Regions from separate parts of the Homo sapiens genome. Here region 2 is linked to region 1. A link is a contact called in ENCODE Hi-C or POLR2A ChIA-PET data. All regions are on one chromosome and are shown on one strand. Each heading gives the region's core, a stretch centred on a gene start or an enhancer-like site at or near the end of the contact. The rest is flanking DNA. Distances are from core to core; before and after follow the strand shown.

Region 1 (4,108 bases), core at 181-2,680:
TGAAATATCCAAATAGCCCTTGGGAACCCAATTTTGGACAGCGAGGGAGAAACCAATGTCCTAGAGCATAAAGTAAGCCTGTGAGTGAACCAAAATCGACATGCAGATCCCAGTCCTCCTACTCGTTAATTCACGTTTGCCCTCATTTTAACTTGACTAATTCACGTTTGCCCTCATTTTAACTTGACAATTACAGATAAGAAACATGCTTGTTCTTTACCCTCTAAATTTGTCAACTAAATAAAATGGAGAAAGGAAGACAAGCTTCAAAGGCTACGTGGGAACCCAGAATTGGCACAGAGGGACACAGAGTGTGGGAACAGGTTTGAAGACCATTAAAGCATGGAAAACATCTGGTAAGTGATCCATTCGTCACTGCTTGGTTGCCAAAGAGGGTCCCTTAGCCAAGTTCTTTAATATGAATGTGAAAGTAGTAGATCTAATTCTATAGATCAGGGAAAGGAAAGACAAGAAAGTGGACACCATGGTCAAGGAAAAGCATATTCTTAATCCTCCCAAGGACTACATGTCTGTCTGCAAATGTCAATGCTTTAAGCATGCAACTAACAACAAAAAAAAGAAGCCTTCCCTGATTACATTTTTCTCCCCCCTCCCTTTCTTTTTTTTCTTTTTTCTTTTTTTTTTTTTTTTTTGGCTCTTCTCAGCTCCCATTCTCACCAAGAAGTTTTAGCTCAAACTGGGAGGTAGAAACCCTGCCTGACCCAACACCACAGCCATCTCTCAACAAACTCATCTGCAAAAGCACACGGGAGGGAAAACAGCAAAGCCACGTGCCAGCAAACCTCAGGCAGCTCTGTTGCTGTTCCCAAGCCAGGCAGGTCCTGGCTTCCAGGATCATGTTCCCACTGGGATTAGGACAAGAACCAGAAAATGCCAGAGGCACACAGCTTTGGGGGCTCCCCAGGTGCCAATATACCCCTTACCGAGAATATTTTTTTAAGGTTGAATGGTCTTTACAGCTTTTTCTAAATCAATAGTTCAAGTAATTATTAAATGCCAACTATGTGTCCTACATTGCAATAAATGCAGCAAGGTCTTTCAGGCCCGTCAAAGACGAGGGGAGCCAAGAACATTGGGAATAACAGTGAATGATTCTTAATAGAATCCATGTGGATGCATGACAAATGTCCCACATTGCCAAGCCTGTTGACACAATATGAAAAGCCCTTTGCTTGGGATAATTGTCCTCTTCACCAATAGACATAACATCATATACAAGACTCTTCAAAGAGCCAGCTAAGCTTTTCACTTAGTACTGTGGCCTTGGAGATGCTGAGAACTGCAAAAATAGTCCGCAGATTTCAAAACCACTCAAGGCAGCGAGGGGCTTTCAAAATTGCTCAGACATGTGTTTGGCTGGTCTAGGGTGGCTCTCCTGGAAAGAGGCCATGCTGAAGCTTCGAAGCCAGCAGAGTGCATGCCAGACTTTCAGTGGCTAGCAAGGAATGGAATTTTAATATCCAGGAATGAAGGAAGAGGGGAGAATAACAAATGATCTGACATCTGTTATTACATTGCTCTTGCATCATGCGAGGAAATCCCTGCCTTCTGCAATGCAGCCTTCTCAGTTGGGTCTTCAAATGTAAGACTGCCTTGACCTTGTATCCATTTGCACTTCTGCCAGCTGCATACATGTGTGCCTTCTTGCCGCAACCACACTCTTACTTGCACGGTACATGGCTTAGTTCTCAGACTTCAGACCTGGGAGTAAAGGCTGCCACCACCATTTATTAGCCAACTTATCTACCTTTGCAAAGCCTCAGTTTCTCCATCAGTAAAATGGGGATGACAACTAAATTATTTTAAAGATTAAAGATTCTTGCATTAAATCATTCACATAATACTCTTAGCTATTTTGGAAATGGCCCATGCCATATTTTTAAGAAGTGCCCGAATTATTTTATGATTAAAGGTACATTTAGGAGACCCTAATTTAGTTCATTAGTTTTTCTCTGGATAATTTGGGGCAGGGTTTATTTTTCTGAGGGTTATTTGGCAAGAAGATTCTTGATCATTCTCCCACAGGAAGTGGAAGACAACCCTGGGGCACTGGATTGGACTAGGTTTGAGGTTAAACCCTGAAGTGCTCTGGCACCTGAGATGCATTTCTTTAATTACTAATATGCTTGATGGTTTTTTCATAATTTTATCAAATCATCTTATTTCTTTCTAGTAGCTTGTTTTATATCCTTTGCTCATTTTCTTATATAGGATTAATTTTCATTAATCTGGAACAGTTCTTTACATATTAATGATACACTTACTTCTTTTTCCTGCATGCAATTTTCTAGTGTTTTGTTTACTTTTTTTTGTTTACAACAAAAATTTAAAATTTTTATGTAGCTAAAGTTACCGATTTTCCCCTTTGTAATTACTTTTAGGCTTAAAAGTGATTATACTGCTTTTAGGCTTAGAAAGTTTCTTCCCACTTGAAAATCAGTTAAATATCCACCTGCAATTTTTTTTTTTTTTTTTACATATTTTGGGGTGTGGTTCATTGATTACCTTAAGCCTCTTAACCCATTTGGAAATCTTAGCCTAGTAACAGTTTTAAATGTTATAAATTGGCACAGACTTTTTAGAAAATGTTTTTGGAATGTGTACCAAACCCACAAATGAATTGGTACTCTTTGCCCCAGTAATTCCAATTCTAAGAATCTAATTTAAGAAAATGACAGGGCATGCGTCAGGCATTTCTACATGAAGACAGTCATCCCGATGGGGTTTATTATCACAAAAAATGGAAATGGCTGAAAAGTCTCTAATGGGTGGTAGGGTGAATAAATGTTCTGCAGCTACACGCTCCCATATGGTTACTATTAGCCATATATTAACTATGCAAATTTAAATTTATTAAAATTAAAAATTCAGTTCCTCACTTCCATTAGCCATACTTCACTTGCTCAACACCCATATGTGACTAGTGGCTATTGTATTGGACAGCACAGGTGTAGAACATTCCCATTCTCATAGAAGCTTCTAGTGAACAGTGTTGCTCTATGGCCATTAGAATCAGGTTTTTAAAGAATATTTAATGCCATAAGATATATTCATAATATGGGGGTGAATAAAAACATCAGAAGACAAACTATTCGGTAGTCACAGGAATTCAGACTGGTTGCAGTTAATTTAATCATAAATATCTTCAGCAAGTTATGTTTGTTCAGAGGAAATACAAACCCTGCCCCCACAAAAAAGCTGTGTTTTTTTTTTTTTTTTAGAAAGGAAAAGAAAGAACATCTGAAGATTCATAGGTACCTAGGAATTAAATGAGATGCCTGAGGAAACCCAGCCCATGGTACCCTCTCAGTAACTGTTAAGTGATTCAAAATCCAAATGGCAATTATCATACTGATCGTATGTAAGCCTAATTAACACGGTATTCTGTGATCCACAGTGGTCTTAAAAGAAGCCATGGTTATTCTTCTGTCAGCATCGATCATGCAGCCATCAATGTCACAAAACAACTTGGTCAACGAATGGCATTTAAGAACTTGTAGTACACAGGGCCGGGCGCGGTGGCTCATGCCTGTAATCCCAGCACTTTGGAAAGCTGAGGTGGGCAGATTACCTGAGGTTAGGAGTTCGAGACCAGCCTGGCCAACATGGTGAAATCCCACCTCTACTAAAAATACAAAAATTAGCTGGGCATGGTGGCGAGCACCTGTAATCTCAGCTACTTGGGGGAACTGAGGCAGGAGAGTTGCTTGAACCCAGGAGGCAGAGGCTGCAGTGAGCCGAGATCATGCCATTGCACTCCAGCCCAGGTGACAGAGTGAGACTTCGTCTCAAAAAAAAAAAAAAAAAAAAAAAAAGAACTTGTAGCCCATAATGCGAAGAACTTCACAAGGTATTTGGTAAATAAGGAAAGGCTATGTGGCCTCTAAAACATCAATAAATATCAGCCACTATAAGAGAAAGCTTCACTTTGGTGTAACAAAAACTTTGGGAAAAACTTTGGGAAACCTACAAGTAACTTGAGCCCTAAGGGACTCCAAAGTTTGGATTTCGCAGACACAGACAAGTACATGTTTACTGTGCTTGAGAAAATATAAAAGATTAAAAACTGTAAAAAACGGAAAATCCT
Region 2 (4,147 bases), core at 255-2,754, 49 kb before region 1:
GACGGAGTTTGGCTCTGTCACTCCAGCTGGAGTGCAGTGGCGTGATCTTGGCTCACTACAAGTTCCGACTGCCTGGTTCAAGCGATTCTCCTGCCTCAGCCTCCCAAGTAGCTGGAACTACAGGCACGCACCACCACGCCCAGCTAATTTTTGTATTTTTAGTAGAGACGAGGTTTCACCATGTTGGCCAGGATGGTCTCCATCTCCTGACCTCATGATCCACCCTTCTCGGCCTCCCAAAATGTTGGGATTACAGGTGTGAGCCACTGCACCTGGCCCCATGTCTCTTCTTATAAGGGCCTTAATCCCATTCGTGAGGGCTCTGCCCTCAAGACCCAATAACCTTCCAAAGGTCCCAATTCCAAGAACCATCACATTCAGGATTTAAGCTTCAACATATGAATTTGGGGAAGACATATACACTCAATCCAAGGCATGTCGTTTAGCCAAAAGTTAAAGTTAAAGGAATGAATCCTGTTCCTAATCCACCTATCAGGACACACGATTCAATTAAATGTTGAATGTTACTCCCTAGAGAAACACAGAGGTGCCCACTCCGATTCCCAGTCCCCGGCCTCCTCAGCACAGCTGTGGCACCGAGGGAATCTTGTGATGGTTTCTCCTCCCAACATCCCCTCCCTTTAGCCTGAAGTTGTAAAGCATTAAAAAGTCAAATGGAGGAAGATGGTGCACCTAGCATGGGGCCGTCGGGGGTCAGGGGAGGATAGAGAACAATGTTCCTTCATTTTGAAAGGCAGAGATGCTGACTTGTTCAAGGTCCCAGTTAGTCAGTGATCATGACACATTAACTATTGTGATAACAAGGAGATTTATCTCCTCTAATTATGACATATTTCTTCATCTCATTCAATTACTCATTTTGGAACAACCCTCGCCCTGGTTTATAAATGCTCAAGGAAAATAAATGATTGCCCAGATGGTGAAACAGGGTCAAAGCAAACAAAATGATTCTGGAGGTTCAGTGTAGCCCTGCATTAAGTATGTTGTATGACTTGGCAAAAACCACTCCACGGCACTCTCTGCCTCAGTTTCCCTATCTGGGAAGATTTTCTGGACAACAGAAAATACTATATTTTTTTTTTATCAAATGCAAAGGTCCTAACTATAAGCTTGGTATGGGGTTTCGGGCTTTCAGGTACTGACCCCATTTGAAAAAAAAAAAAAAGATCTACACGTAAAGAAGAGGAAGAAAAAAGGTGATATTTTTCTAAAGTAAAATATAATTTTTAAAAATGAAAGCTCAACTTTGTTACTTATGTTTTTCTGAGCAAGCAAGTTAGCTATGGATAGCTCATTGGAATGTTTTTCTCAGCTCTTAAAGTAGCAACACAGGCAGTAGGAACTGGTCTTTCCTAATAACGTCCTCATTTCTGCAGTGTCGAGACTTACACCTGGAACAACAGATCACTGCTCCAAGTGCTCCACAGGGGACAGGGCCACCTGGCTCCAGGGCTGTCTGTCCAGCTGGGATTTACATAATAGGAAGGCCCCGGGGAGCCTGGCCAGCTCCCTGGCTACCTCTAGCTGCCGCTCCCTTTCTCTGAGCTCTACAGTCTGAAAGCATCTGTCAGCAGCACTGGCTGGCAGCCTTTGCACCTCTGGCATGAATACAGGCAGCTGAGGTTGGGAAGACGGAAGGCAAATAAATAGCACAGCAGACAGGCCCTGGTGTGGTGGGTTCACGAAGCAGAGAGAGACGAGCCCAGATAGTCCCCCAGCGCTAACTTGTTCCCGAAGCCGCTGCGTCCGACAGGAACACGTGGATGTCATTTTACTGCCTGAATGTTTCCCCAGGGAAGGCAAACATGATAAAGAATTTTCTTAACTCAGCTTTTCCTCCCAGTGCTAAGCATGCCTTCTCATTTCACGCGGGGGCTGCTCTGGTGTCAAGCCCCGTGGAAGAAGCCTCTTGTGAGGCCAGCCCCAGAGCCTTGAACTCTGGCCTGCATCGAAGCATTCCACTTCCCCGACCACAGTCTTTCTTTCTCTGCTGTTTCGCCCAAGCGCTCCCGGTATCCGTCCGCTGAAGGGTGACGTTCATTGACTCTGGAAGTCCCCTCTCATCTTAACCTTTTCCTTAAGGCATCAGGTTTGTCCAAGTTTTGGAACCAAAGCCCCTGTCCACGAGCTGGTTTCCTGACTTTTTTTCTATCTGACATGAGGGAAGCTGGAAGTCCTAGATTTCCTAAGCACCGACACGCTTCCTGCTATAGGTGGGCTGGTGGACCTGCTCTGAGCCGGCTCTGCCTCCCGTCCTAGCACTGTGCACATGTAATTGATCACCTCCTGGATGACCACAAGGAAAAAAGGTCTGGGAACTATGACAAAGGCTGGAGAGCTCCAAGTAAAAGATGCATCATTCACTTGGCCAACTCTTCGTCACCAAGACATGCCAGTAAAATCAACCACATGGAGTTGTCCTGTGTATGAAAAGCCCTTAGCTTATTGGAACAAATTGGAGAATAGCCATTAGCAAAGTCAAGTGGTTTACAAAGCCCATTAGAAAGAGATCAGTATCTGAGCTGTAGATGTTTCTATTTTCAATCAAATTTCTTTTTAATGAAAACTAATTTTTAAGGGCAAGATACCACAGCAGAAGAAAAACGTCTTGCAAGAAAAGACTTCATGGTTTACAACGATCAAATGTATGGGCTATTTGCCTGATTGGTGGCCTGGACTCAGCAAGAGATTCCTTTGCAGCAGAGGTTGGCCACACATCTGGGGGCTGCAACACCACTGAAAAGACAGCTTTCTAAGCATTAGTGTAAGGCAAAAAGCAGAGTGCCTAAACTTGTCCATTTCCACCAAGAAAAAAAGTTTCATAGCAACCTTCCTTCACCAGAAAGGCTTACTTTATGATATGCTAACAGAACAGAAAAGCAGGTTGGGACAAGATACAGACTTTGTTGCATTTAGCTATGACCCTTCTCTCCCCTCTGTGGATGTGGGCAGGGTGGGGAGAGGCAGGAAGAGGCAGTAGAGGGAAATGACATTTGCACTCAGGCTTCCCGCCCCTACCCACCCCTACCCTTCGCCCAGACAGACGTCGGATCTATGCTGCACCAGGGGTGGGTCATGGAGTCCAGCTAATTGCCAGGAGCTGAGGCGTGTACAAGCCATGAAAAGAGCTGCCCCACGGCCTCCCCACATCACTGTCCTTCATGCACTTGCATCTTTAAGGCTGCCAGCTTCAGAGCTCCCTGGACATTCCCCGGCCAAGTGTCATCCCTGTGTCAAATGGATGGGATGCCAGGTAATCCTTGTACTCCCCGTCAATCAGTTTGGCGGCATTGTTCCTGGCAAACCAGCAGTCTATCTGCTCTTCCCCGTTGTAAATCTTCCTTTGCTTCCAGACCACTGGGACTTGGTGGCCTTTCACTGTTAGGACGGCCTCAGGCCCCTCTCCCACCTGAAGGAGCAGAGGGTGAGTGAGGTTCTGGCTGGGCCCTGCAGGGTCTTCTGTGAGTCTGGCATCCTGATTCAGGAACTGACCTGGGAGGACAAGGAAAAGCATCGGGTCTCAGTCAAATGCAGAAACCTCGTGCTGAACTCCAACTTCAGAGCTATCAGTGGCAGAAAGGCTTACAACTGGCCACAGCCCGAGACTGGACTCTCCCAGTGACATGGAAGAACATGTGCTCTGGGGGGCAGGGTGGAGAGAGCTGAGGATTTATCCACATTGTGGGATTTACCCATGACTGCTGGAAGCTTCCCAGCTGCTAACACTAGAAAGTTGTGTAACCTACACATAGTGATAACCACGGTCTCCTACTGAGTCCAGAGGACAGGACGGGGCATATGAAGAGGGAAGTAGTGTTCCATCTTCTCTCTGTCCTCTTCCCAGTCACAGGCCCGCCTCCTTTCTATCCGTCTCAGGTCTGTGCCGGGTGGGGGTGGAAAGCAGTCAGCTCAGATCCTCTCTGACCCTCGTCCTCAGGACTCTCCTGGTCAGATGGCAGCACTGCTCAGGCCACAGGAATAAAGAGCTGTGTCTGCAAGGGGAGCTCATGCTGGGCCGCCAGGCCCCACGAAACGCGGCCAGCTCAAGAGCCAGGAAATCCTGCCTACTAAACTGAACCCTGACAATGGCTTGCTCTTTATTTTTGGGCAAGGGGCCCACATGAAA

What was found. Hi-C counts contacts between places; a loop is a spot of excess contacts on that map. ChIA-PET counts read pairs that join two places held with the same protein, here RNA polymerase II (POLR2A). Pooled maps may share reads with other maps.
Region 2: a loop to region 1 is called in a map of chondrocyte, with 2.8 times the contacts of the local background. The contact joins two enhancer-like sites. A Hi-C loop is called at or near these places in 2 of 168 maps with a recorded cell type or tissue (chondrocyte and prostate gland) and 3 of 50 pooled maps. POLR2A ChIA-PET finds 5 or more read pairs at or near these places in 2 of 52 experiments (both WTC11).

The regions. Positions count from the first base shown.
Region 1 is chr10:7,609,435-7,613,542 of GRCh38, forward strand. The region is part of intron 7 of ITIH5 (inter-alpha-trypsin inhibitor heavy chain 5); the gene reads right to left. Among named protein-coding and RNA genes, the nearest start is that of ITIH5, 55 kb to the right of the region's middle. Within about 2 kb of position 1,431, at least 4 of the 41 ENCODE cell types and tissues checked have a DNase peak (open chromatin) inside an H3K27ac peak, as active enhancers do.
Region 2 is chr10:7,559,872-7,564,018 of GRCh38, forward strand. ITIH5 (inter-alpha-trypsin inhibitor heavy chain 5) reads right to left here. Exons shown (of 14, transcript NM_030569.7): 14 at 1-3,513. The coding sequence ends at 3,212. Among named protein-coding and RNA genes, the nearest start is that of LINC02642, 89 kb to the left of the region's middle. Within about 2 kb of position 1,505, at least 20 of the 41 ENCODE cell types and tissues checked have a DNase peak (open chromatin) inside an H3K27ac peak, as active enhancers do.